Regions from separate parts of the Homo sapiens genome. Here region 1 is linked to region 2. A link is a loop called in an ENCODE intact Hi-C map of the cell type or tissue named here. Cell type or tissue: dorsolateral prefrontal cortex. All regions are shown on one strand. Links, peaks and the distances in the headings refer to the core of each region. The heading gives the core; the rest is flanking DNA.

Evidence for each region. A loop is a pair of places that touch in the nucleus more often than their neighbours do. Peaks named below come from ENCODE experiments on the same cell type or tissue, not always from the same donor. Only the 100,000 strongest peaks of a DNase experiment are listed, where the experiment ranks them.
Region 1: a loop joins it to region 2, with 3 times the contacts of the local background. A loop is called at or near these places in 11 of 110 quality-filtered maps.

Annotation. Positions count from the first base shown.
Region 1 is chr7:5,631,198-5,636,570 of GRCh38, forward strand. All of the region lies in intron 15 of RNF216 (ring finger protein 216), which reads right to left. Among named protein-coding and RNA genes, the nearest start is that of FSCN1, 41 kb to the left of the region's middle. RefSeq lists enhancers at 1,090-5,373, 3,139-4,058. In dorsolateral prefrontal cortex, for the core only: a CTCF peak has its summit at 3,182; DNase peaks (open chromatin) are centred at 3,087 and 3,354; H3K4me3 peaks cover 2,139 bases; H3K27ac peaks cover 4,250 bases.
Region 2 is chr7:5,702,507-5,707,879 of GRCh38, forward strand. The region is part of intron 13 of RNF216 (ring finger protein 216); the gene reads right to left. Among named protein-coding and RNA genes, the nearest start is that of MIR6874, 6.7 kb to the right of the region's middle. RefSeq lists an enhancer at 1-643. In dorsolateral prefrontal cortex, for the core only: CTCF peaks have their summits at 1,199, 2,149 (motif pointing left) and 2,349; DNase peaks (open chromatin) are centred at 875 and 2,155; H3K4me3 peaks cover 1,908 bases; H3K27ac peaks cover 4,527 bases.

The sequences.
Region 1 (5,373 bases), core at 73-5,072, 71 kb before region 2:
AAATTTTTAGGGAACAATCCTCCTTTTCTCAGGCTCAGCTTACCCAGAAGTGCATGTGCCATCCCCTGAAACAGCCCACTTGTCGGCCTCTGGTCCCTGGCACTTGTCCTTTGGGATGAAAGCCAGTAGATTCCTCTTGCCCAGAGTGGGAGTGGGGAGCTTGGGAAAGCTCATAACCCTCATCTCTTGAGCCAGAAATCTAAGCTGCACATGGGGGCCCAGCACTGAGGTGAGAGGCTGTAGTGCCTCCCTGGGTCACTGGTCTCCAGTGGCCTCTGACCAGGTGCTGTTCTCAGCTCACTGGTTTTGGTCCATCTCAAAGGCAGAAGCGAATGCTTCAAGATTTCCTTGCCTGACATGTTTTCTCCTGACACTACCAAGTTACTTGAATCCCATGGGGGTCCCATGACATTTTCTCTTTCTGGCCTCTTCTCGTCACAAAAAACTCAGGGATTTGGTTCTCATCAACATAAAAAAAAAAATGCCATTATTTCTTTTCCTTATACATATTGATTAAAACAATCTTGGGAAACATTGAACAAAACAACACAGCTAAAATCAGCCGTAATTCCTCACCAGAGATCAATCCTGGGAACATTCTGATATCTTTTCCATTGGCTGCTTTTATATCCACACTTCACTGTCAAGCCCACTCAGATTCCATTGTAGAAGGTCACGCTCTGCCCCCACGAGGTCCTGCTGCCTTGTACGGATTGCTTAGCTCACACCCCCTTCTCCACGCCACGGGAGGCTGGCAAGGATTTCATAAGAGGACCCTGAGGCTCAGAAGATGCAGAGAGTGGCTGGACCACCAAGGTGGGCAGTGTGCTGAGGCCAGGGCAGGAGGTCTGGACTTGTAGGTTCCAAGGATGGCCGGCAGTTCTCAACTCTGCATGGCTCAGGCTGGGTTGCTGGGCTCACCCTGGACAGCGGTCTATAGAGGTTCACCTGAACCTATTTGAGATCTGAGTTCCTGTTCATGCCATTTGCCCTGGCCAGTGGGGGCAGGAGGGGCTGCTGGCTGCATCTTTACTCGCTGCCACAGATCCATGACAGACCATGGTGCATCCCCTCGAGGGCTGCAGTCTCTGTGCCTCATCCTTGGTTTCTGGCACAGGCCTTAAGAAGGACCCAGCTGGCCTGAATGAGTTCTGTCTCTGCTCTCCTTCTGGCCCCTCCTAATCCCAGTGAAAACTTTCAAATGAATTCTCAGCACAGCTCCTTTCTGATGAGCAAGGCCAGGCTGAGGTGAGAGGGAGTGGATGCTGATCAGCGACCAAGGTGTCCCTGGATCAGCAAGGGCTCAAAAGAACAAGCGTAATGATGTGTCAGGCCAGGGTAGAAGTTAGCCCTCCAATCACCTGATGTCAGGGGTTCGAGACCAGCCTGGCCAACATGGCGAAACCCCATCTCTACTAAAAATACAAAAATTAGCCAGGCGTGGTGGTGGGTGCCTGTAATTCCAGCTACTTGGGAGGCTGAGGCAGCAGAATCGCTTGAACCCGGGAGGCACAGGTTGCAGTGAGCCAAGATCACGCGACTGCATTCCAGCCTGGGCGACAAGAGCAAAACTCCATCTCCAAAAAACAAAACGAAGCCCTCCAGTGCCCCATCGCTACTCCAGAAGGTGTACCTATGGATCACAGTGGGATCCAATGAGTACCATGACGAAGCACACGAATGGCACCACAGTGGGCAGTGCACCCCAAATGCAGTGTCAAGGACAAAGGGTCAAAGCAGAGAGTGAAACGGGAGTCTCACCCACCCAGCGGAACTGGAAGAGCACTTTCTGTTTTTTTTGAGACAGAGTCGTGCTCTATCGCCCAGGCTGGAGTGCAGTGGTGCGATCTCTGCTCACTGCAACCTCCGCCTCCCGGGTTCAAGTGATTCTCCTGCCTCAGCCTCCCAAGCAGCTGGGAGTACAGGCGTCCGCCCCATGCCCAGCTAATTTTTGTAGTTTTAGTAGAGACGGGGTTTCACCATATTGGCCAGGCTGGTCTCGAACTCCTGACCTTGTGATCCACCCGCCTTGGCCTCCCGAAGTGCTGGGCTTACAGGTGTGAGCCACTGCGCCCAGCTGGAAGAGCTGGAAGTAAGGCCGGGTGCGGTGGCTCATGCCTGTAATCCCAGCAATTTGGGAGGCCTAGGCAGGTGGATCATTTGAGGTCAGGAGTTTGAGACCAGTCTGATCAACACGGTGAAACCCCGTCTCTACTAAAATACGAAAATTAGCTGGGCCTGGTGGCGTGCACCTGTAATCCCAGCTACTCAGGAGGGTGAGGCAGGAGAATCACTTGAACCCAGTAGGTTCAGGCTGCAGTGAGCCGAGATCACATCACTGCACTCCAGCCTGGGCGACAGAGGGAGACTCCCTCTCAAACAAAACAAAACAAAACAAAACAAAAACAAGGAAATAAGCGGATTGCATTTTAACAGGGAGGGAGATTTGTTTCCTTTCCTTGAATTCCTTTGAGCTCAGCAGGGCGCAGAAAGAACTCAGCCTGACACAGAAGACTCTGGCTTGCTGCCTGCTGCATGCAGGTAGGGTGGGTGGGAGGAAGACGCAGCAAGAGCTTGTGGGGATGGCAAGCACCCGGCCTTTCCAGAAACGTGCTGCACTTGAAGACGGCAAGTGAGGTAGAATTTACCAGAGAGGTTTTAATTAAGAAGAGAGAAACAAAACATACACAAACATCCTCCCTTAGCTTGTCCCTCCACAAATATGCCCCACAGTTCTGTCCACGCAGCAGGGTATAGACAGGAGAAAACGAAGAAAGAGAAACTATGAGTGATTAAAAAGGGGAAAAGATTCAATTTATTTTCACAAATCAGATATGAACAGTAATCAGCAGCCACAGGCTGACTGTTCCCAAAATAACCATTTGAGCGCTTGGCACAAAACTATTTTTGCCAAAGCCTTTACGGTCCTTTTGAGACTTTTTTTCCAACACTTCTGGTCCCCAGGGCTGGCTGTCCACGTGCCTGCTGGCCAGCCTCCTGTGACCATGGGGGAAGAACGGGTGGCTTTTCTTCTTCATTGCACTTTTCCTCCCCTTAGAAAGCTGACTGGGAATTGCAAGTCGACTGGTGCTTCCCCTCTGAGATTCTGGGGGTGGGTTGGGGCTGGGATCCAGGTCATGTGTGGCCACAGCTGTTGTTAATAAACTTGCAATGATTTCATGAGAGGCTTCCAAAGAGCTTAAGATTTAGTTTCAAATTATTCCCAGATTAGCCACAGATCGCCTGAGCAACGGCAGACCCTTAGCCCCCACCCCTTGCTGTCCCCAGCAACAGGAAGTTGGGGGAGGGAGCAGCAGAGCTTGGAGTGGCACATGCTGCGCAGCTGTGGCTGGGAAGGGCAGGGAGGCAGGACAGTGTGCTGGGGAGGAGCAGAGACTTCACGGGCTCAGGGCTGGCCCTGGCTTCTGCAGCCACCTCCTCAGGTCAGACAAGCCCAGCACCCAAATACCACTATCTGGAGCACTTCCCCCACAAGGACCTGGAGATGGGGGCAGAATGTGGCCATGTTTTGCGTCCCGTCAGGGTCAAGTGCTCACCCAGGGGCCTGGTGGGATCTGCTGAAGACATGTAGCAACAAGCACCAACAGGCCGTGTGTACTGGACTGTGCTGCCCTGCTTGGGAAAGCCCTCAGTGACATCGAAACCCTGTCTGGGACACTGCTGGGGTAGCAAAACTGCCAGGGCCCCTTTCTACTATTTGCAGCTTCATTCATCCATGGGGAAAGAGTCTGGCGAGGTCCCCACCCCTCTGCAAGGGCTACCTGGTTCATGGGGCTCAGGGACCCTATGGGCACCTAACGACCATGTATTTGTGGCAGGAGCCAGACACTGGTTGGAAGACCTGGGCTCACATCCTGGTCTCACCAAGCTAGGGATCCTGGGCTAGTGACCTACACATCATCTCCCTCATCTGCAAAATAGGAAAGCACTGCCTCCCAGTCCCATGCAGTAAAAATCACACTGCATAGCACGCTCACATGGTGTTGGCTGTGTGGCTATTAAGAGGAAGATGAAGAAACCGAGGTCAGTTTTGATGACAGATCAATGATCACACCCACCCCACTAACTTCACTTTTTTTTTTTTTTTTTTAACACACAATGATATTTATGACAGTGATGAGAAATAACACGCCAAAGCCAGCTGTGGAAGCTGGGTGATGGGACAATCTGGGGGCTCACTTTACTCTTTTGTAGAATAAATTTTTAAGGTTAAGGAAAAAATTCTGAAGCCAAAAATCAGTTTCCAACCTAAAAGTCTAAAATACCTTTCCTTACCAGGTTTCTGCGTTTCCTCATCAATCCTCCCTTTCACAGCCTTCCTCCCTAATTCCAACAACATCATGTCCTTTCCCCTGCCGCTTAAGCCAGGGTCCCAAAGGTCCCCAGGACTTTCTGCATGCCTGATCCACCAGGGAGATGCTGCGCTGGCCTGAGGGGAGAAGGCAGGCCTGGGAATACTCCGAGGACAAATGACCCGGGTGGAAACCCAGGCTACCATTTACTGGCCACAGTCTTAAGCAAGTAAAACCAGGATGATACATCTGCCTTCGAGCACTGCTACAGAACTGAATGTATTAACATCTATAAATGTTAGGCTCAGTCCACTGCTGGTTTGGAAAAATGAGTGTCTCTTAACCAAATGGCTAGGCGATAATTGTACCAAATTAAACTGGCTGTAAAAGCCCTAGGGTTTTATTTGAACTGGACAGGTTTCAAACTCTTACATTCAAAAGACAAAGACACTGTAGAAAACAATTCTCTGTAGTTTCTCGTAGCCAAAACCCAAGACAAACACGGACTTTGTTTTGTATTGAAAGAGAACATGCTGTTTTAAGTTTTGCCATACTCTCAAATCCAGACTGCCAGGTGCCTGTTCCTCTCACAATTTGCTCCCCACCTCAGCTACCACTCCTGTGGCCATGCAAGGACCAGTCAGTATATTCACGTTCAGTAAAGTTCCAGGATCACTCTTCCCCTACTGCAAAATAACGTCTGTTCACTTATGTGTCAAGAGCTGGCTTTCCACTCTGCTCCCTAATCCAGAAAACTGTGGTATGCTGTGACTGTTCGCTTCTGGTTTTTTGCTTCCTAAAGAAGACACCTTCTTTATAAGACTCTTAGTTGAATGCTTTTGGCTTCATTTTGATAACTAACAGAGAAAGAAAGTTACTGTTCACCACTTGAGCTCTTACTGTGGAGTGGTAGTTCAGGTTCCCAAGCAATCCCTAGTCATTAAGGATGAAAACTCAACTTCCCTCCAAAACCATGATGGGACAACTCCCTCGCTGACAAATAAGAGATTCTTCCTGGCCCTGCTGGTTAATTAAGCCAGAGAACAGGCTTGTGTGACAG
Region 2 (5,373 bases), core at 59-5,058:
TGACTCTTAATGGGAAGGCAGGGTGGGAAGGGAGGCAAGCAACATTTGCCTTTTATTATTTTTCTTCTTCTTTAAAAGAATCTAACAAACACATCTACTCTATGCTGTATTTACTGTGCTTCAATAGCAGGTAAGGGAAGAGGATGTGCTTGCGTGTGTAATTAACCAAAACCTTCCCAGGATCAAGAAGTCTGTGATGAATAGATTCACTATGCTTTTAAATTTTAAAAAGTGAAATTTTAAAAAGTGAAAACTGACAGAAGTACTCAGACACAAGTAGAGTTAAAAATCCTGAAGCCTCCTTGCTATGACGCCAGCCCTGCTCAGTACGTGACGGAAGGGAGGCTCACAGGGATGGTGTCTGCGACCCACTCAGCTCTGCCATTTACCATCACCTGACTTTAAGCCAGTGTCTATTTTGTAGGGCTGCTGTGGGGACCAATATGAGCTGAGAGCTCTGCCAGGCACCCTACATGATATACCTGTAAGGGAGCGTCCTTCTGCGGCCTGAACCTGAAGCTCTTCAGAGGGACCCATGCTGGGCTCTGAAGAAAGTGACTCACCTTGGAGGAGCAAGGGCAGGTCACATTCCATGATGAGAAATTCTCACACCACCCTCCTTCATATTTGACTCACATCATGCAGCATGGACTTCCACTCCAGTAAATGAGTCCTCATTTGTGGGCTTAAAAATCTTTTTGTTACCCAGCTATTTGGTTCTTGTCAACGCTACTTCCTGAATAAAGGTCTTCCCTGATAGTAGGAACAAGTGGCCCAAGCTTCATTCATCTCTAGATAAATGTGAAGGCCGTGCTCAGCACAGGAGTCAGCTGACTGGCTGGGCCCCAAATTAGAGTGCTGTTAATAAGTGCCAACCACCCGCCATCACAGCTGGAGCTGCCCTGGCATTGATAGCTGGTCCACACTCATTTACATTCTCTTCACGCAGCCATGCAGCTACTGTAGGAGGCTGCAGATGCCTGTTTTTTAACCAACAAACTGGTTCACTGCAGATGTGAATTTTGGTTGTACTTCACGGCTGTAAAGTTAAAAACAGCAAATGCTACAAAGAATAGGATGGGAACCTAGAAAGGGCAGAAAAACAAGCAGGGAAGAAAGCTGGCAGGTGAGAAAAGATAAATAAATACAAGTGACATTGGGAAAAGATGGGTGGTTACACAACCACACACACATTTGCAGTTTCCACGAAAAGACTACACCAGATGTTCTTCAGTTACTCTGATTAAACTCTCACCACCTGATGGTCTCTCGTCGTTAGCGCTTGCTTCATGAGTGTGCCTAAACCTCCACCTTGTGGCCCTAAGTTTCTGGAAAACTTGACTTACACAGCTCTGAGTTTATAAAGCAAAGTTATGGCTGTGGCAAGGCAGAAAAGACTCAACAGTGAAACTTCTGACCCTAAGAATACATATTCCAGAAGCATCACCTTCAAATCTCCTTTTATGTAACACTCTTCAGTCTCACACCAAACACACCCAATTCATTCCTAAAAGCAGCACACTGAAAACAAACTAATGAATTCTTTATCTGAGAACACACAAGGGAGCTGAGAGCCTTGACAAAAGCATTCCATCATATCAATGAAACAAAGACTCTCTCCATTTCATCAAAGATACAGTGTCTTATTCTTCAGGGATTCCAGAGGACTGATTCCAGCCATTCAAGTCCTCCTCCAGAGGCCGTCTTATATTAATACGTTTATATTAATGCCGTATTAATATAAACGCCTCATTTCAGAGCGACAAGTTCCTGAAAAGCCAACTGGAATTTATATTACTGGCAAAGACACTGCAATGAGAAAGCAGGTGCCCTTAGTCTCACACGGGTCAAAATTAGCTTGTGGCTCATGTCTTAAATATCAGGAATCCTCAAGGATTAGCGACTGCTTTAGCCATCTTGCTACAAAGAATGGCATAAGGAGAATTTGCACAACTGAGAAAGGTAAAAGCGTATGCGCTAATAACATGGACTTCTTAGATAAAGTCTAAATGCACGTAGCGATTTGCTTTGGTACTGAGCCCAAAAGAACTGTGTCAATTCTGCTTACAAAACAGTGTTTTGCTGACACATACTTTTCAAACACCCAAGAGGAAGAAAACCCTTTCCTCATGGAGCATCTGTGCCACCTAGTGGCAACTCGTTCCACAGCCCACAAATAAGGACAGAAGATTAGGCATAAACTCTCCTTTCTCATCCAAAGGACAAGGTGGGGACTTCTCTCATTCCTCTGGTGGTCACTGAGCCAGCTCCACCAGGCCGTCACTGCCTCAGGTCCCCATATAACATTTTTCACTTTATTTTCCATGATGGGCCAAACACCTACAATCCTTACCCTAACATTAGAAACTAAAATGTGAATGCTGTTATCCATAGGTGAAAGTCAAGTTCTGAAACATACTGTAATCCATCATGTAATCATAACACACATTCTCTCCACTGCAAAACGTTGCTGAGGGGCATAAAAAGATGTGAATAAATGAAAAAACATACTTTAAACTTAGCATGGCCCAGCATTTCTAAGCTAATAATAATCTCCCTGATGGGCACCTTACCCCTCTCCTCCTCTTTCCTCCTTTTGCTGCTCATTTCAGACTCCAAAATCTTTTTCCAGCCTAGATCTCTCCCTGTGTTACTGACCCGGATCACTGATCTAGGGTCACTGATTTATGGAGCACCTACTATGTGCCAGGCATTGTAAAAACACGTACACACTGGATGTCTCCCCTAAAAACTCAACATGTCCAAAACAAAAGTAATCTCTCCTGAATCTTTTGGATTCCATTTCCAGTTTTGTAAACAGCATCATCAACTACATAGTGGTCCAAACCAGACACGCCTGTGAGACCTCTGGCTTTCTCCCCACCTTCACATGCAACATATCACCTTCTAATCCTCTACCTCTCAAATCTGCTCCTGTTCTCCAACTCCAAGGGCAGTTATGGTCCTTATGATCCTTATCAGTCAGGATGTGCTAGGTTATGCTGCTGGAACAAACTCAAACCTCAGTAGTTCAAAACAGACTTTGTTCTCACTCATGCTGCACATCCCTCTTGGCAGAGGGAAAAAATGAACCATATGCCCTTTAAAAAAAACTGCGGTAGGCTGGGCACGGTGGCTCACCCTGTAATCCCAGCACTTTGGGAGGCCAAGGCAGGCAGATCACCTGAGGTCAGGAGTTCGAGACCAGACGGACCAACATGGAGAAACCCCGCCTCTACAAAAATACAACATTAGCCGGGCGTGGTGGCACATGCAGGTAATCACAGCTACTCGGGAGGCTGGGGCAGGAGAATTGCTTGAACCTGGGAGGCGGAGGTTATGGTGAGCCAAGATCATACCATTGCACTCCAGCCTGGGCAAGAAGAGCGAAACTCCATCTCAACAAAAACTAAAACAAAACAAAACAAAACAAAACAAAACAAAACAAAACAAAACAAAACACCACTCTGGGAGGCCGAAGCAGGTGGAGGATTACGAGGTCAGGAGATCAAGATCATCCTGGCTAACATGGTGAAACCCCGTCTCTACTAAAAATGCAAAAAATTAGCCGGGCATGGTGGCATGTGCCTGTAGTCCCAGCTATTCAGGAGGCTGAGGCAGGAGAATCGCTTGCACCCGGAAGGTGGAGGTTGCAGTGAGCTGAGATTGCACCACTGCACTCCAGCCTGAGCAACACAGCGACACTCCATCTCAAAAAAAAAAAAAAAAAAAATTGTGGTGAAAACACACAATACAAAAACTACCCAATTAACACATTTTTAAGTGTACAGGGTCTGTTAGCAAAATGTTGTACAGCTGATCTCTAAACAACTTAATCTGGCATGACTGAAACTTCCCACTGCACAGTGACTCCCCACTTTGCCTTCTCCCAGCCTCTGGCACCCAGGGTTCTACTTTGTGTTTCTATGAGTCTGACTACTTTAGATCCTGCATTTAAGTGGAATCGTGCAGTATCTGTCCTTCTATGACTGGCTAATTGCACTGAACACAATGTCCCTCAAGGTGGTTTATCTGTGTTGTTAGTATGTGCCAGGAGTTCCTTCTTTTCAAAGGCTGCATAATATACCAAATTTTAACCATTCATCTGTTGACGAACATGTCAGTAAGTGGTTTCCATCTTGTGGCTACTGTGAATAATGCTGCAATGAACACAGGAACATGCTGAGATCCTTTCCCAAAGGATTTCAATTCCTTTCCACCGGCTGCCTTTTCACTCTGTTGATGGTTTCCTTTGCTGAAAGCATCTTAGTAGTCACTTGCCTGTTTTTTGCTTTTGTCACCTTGTTTTTGGTATTATACCCAGGAAATCATTGCCAAGACTGATGTCATGAAGCTTTCCACCTACGTTTTCTTCTAGTTTTTATAGTTTCAGGTCTTACACTTAAGTCTTTAATCCATTTAAAGAGTTGATTTTTGTGTTATGATATGAGATATGGTATCAGCGTCTAAGTTCATTCTTTTGCATGTGGATATTCAGTTTACAGAGCACCATTAATCAGAGACTACCTTTTCCCCCGGTGGGTGTTCTTTGCACCCTTGTTGAAGATCAGCTGATCATAAATGTGTGGATTTATTTCTGAGCACTGTATTATGTTCCATTGGTCTACATGTCTGCCTGTTTAAATTACTGTAGCTTTGTAATAAGTTTTGAAGTCAGGAAGTGTGAGGCTTCCAGCTTTGTTCTTCTTTCTTAAGACTGTCTAGGATATTTGGGATCCTTTGTGGTTCCATATGCATTTTAGGGATGTCTTTCCATTTATTTATGTCTTCTTTAATTATTTCAGCAGTTTTTTATAGTTTTCAGTGTATAAGTCTTTACCCACTCCTTGGTTAAGTTGTTCCTAAGTATTCCAACTTTTTTGATGTATTATAAATTAGATTTTCTTAATTTCTCTTTTTGGAGTGTTTGTTAGTGTACAGGAACGCAACTGATTTTTATGTGCTAATTTTGTATCCTGCACCTTTACTGAATATATTAATTCTAACAAGTTTTTTTGTGGAAATTGCAGATTTTTCTATGTATAAGATCATGTTATCTGTGAACTTGCACGGATATAGATGCTTTTGCTTTTTCCTGCCAAATAGCTCTAGCTAGGGCTTCCAGTGTTATATAGCATGGAAGTGGTGACAGTGATATCCTTGCCTTGTTCCTGATCTTAGTAAAAAAAAGCTTTTCAGTGTGTGTGTGTGGTTTTTTTTTTTTTTTTTTTTTTTGTGACAGAGTCTCACTCTGTCGCCCAGGCTGGAGTACAGCGGCACAATCTCTGCTCACCGCAACCTCCACCTCCCTGGTTCAAGCGATTCTCTCCTGCCTCAGCCTCCCAAGTAGCTGCGATTACAGGCGCACGCAAC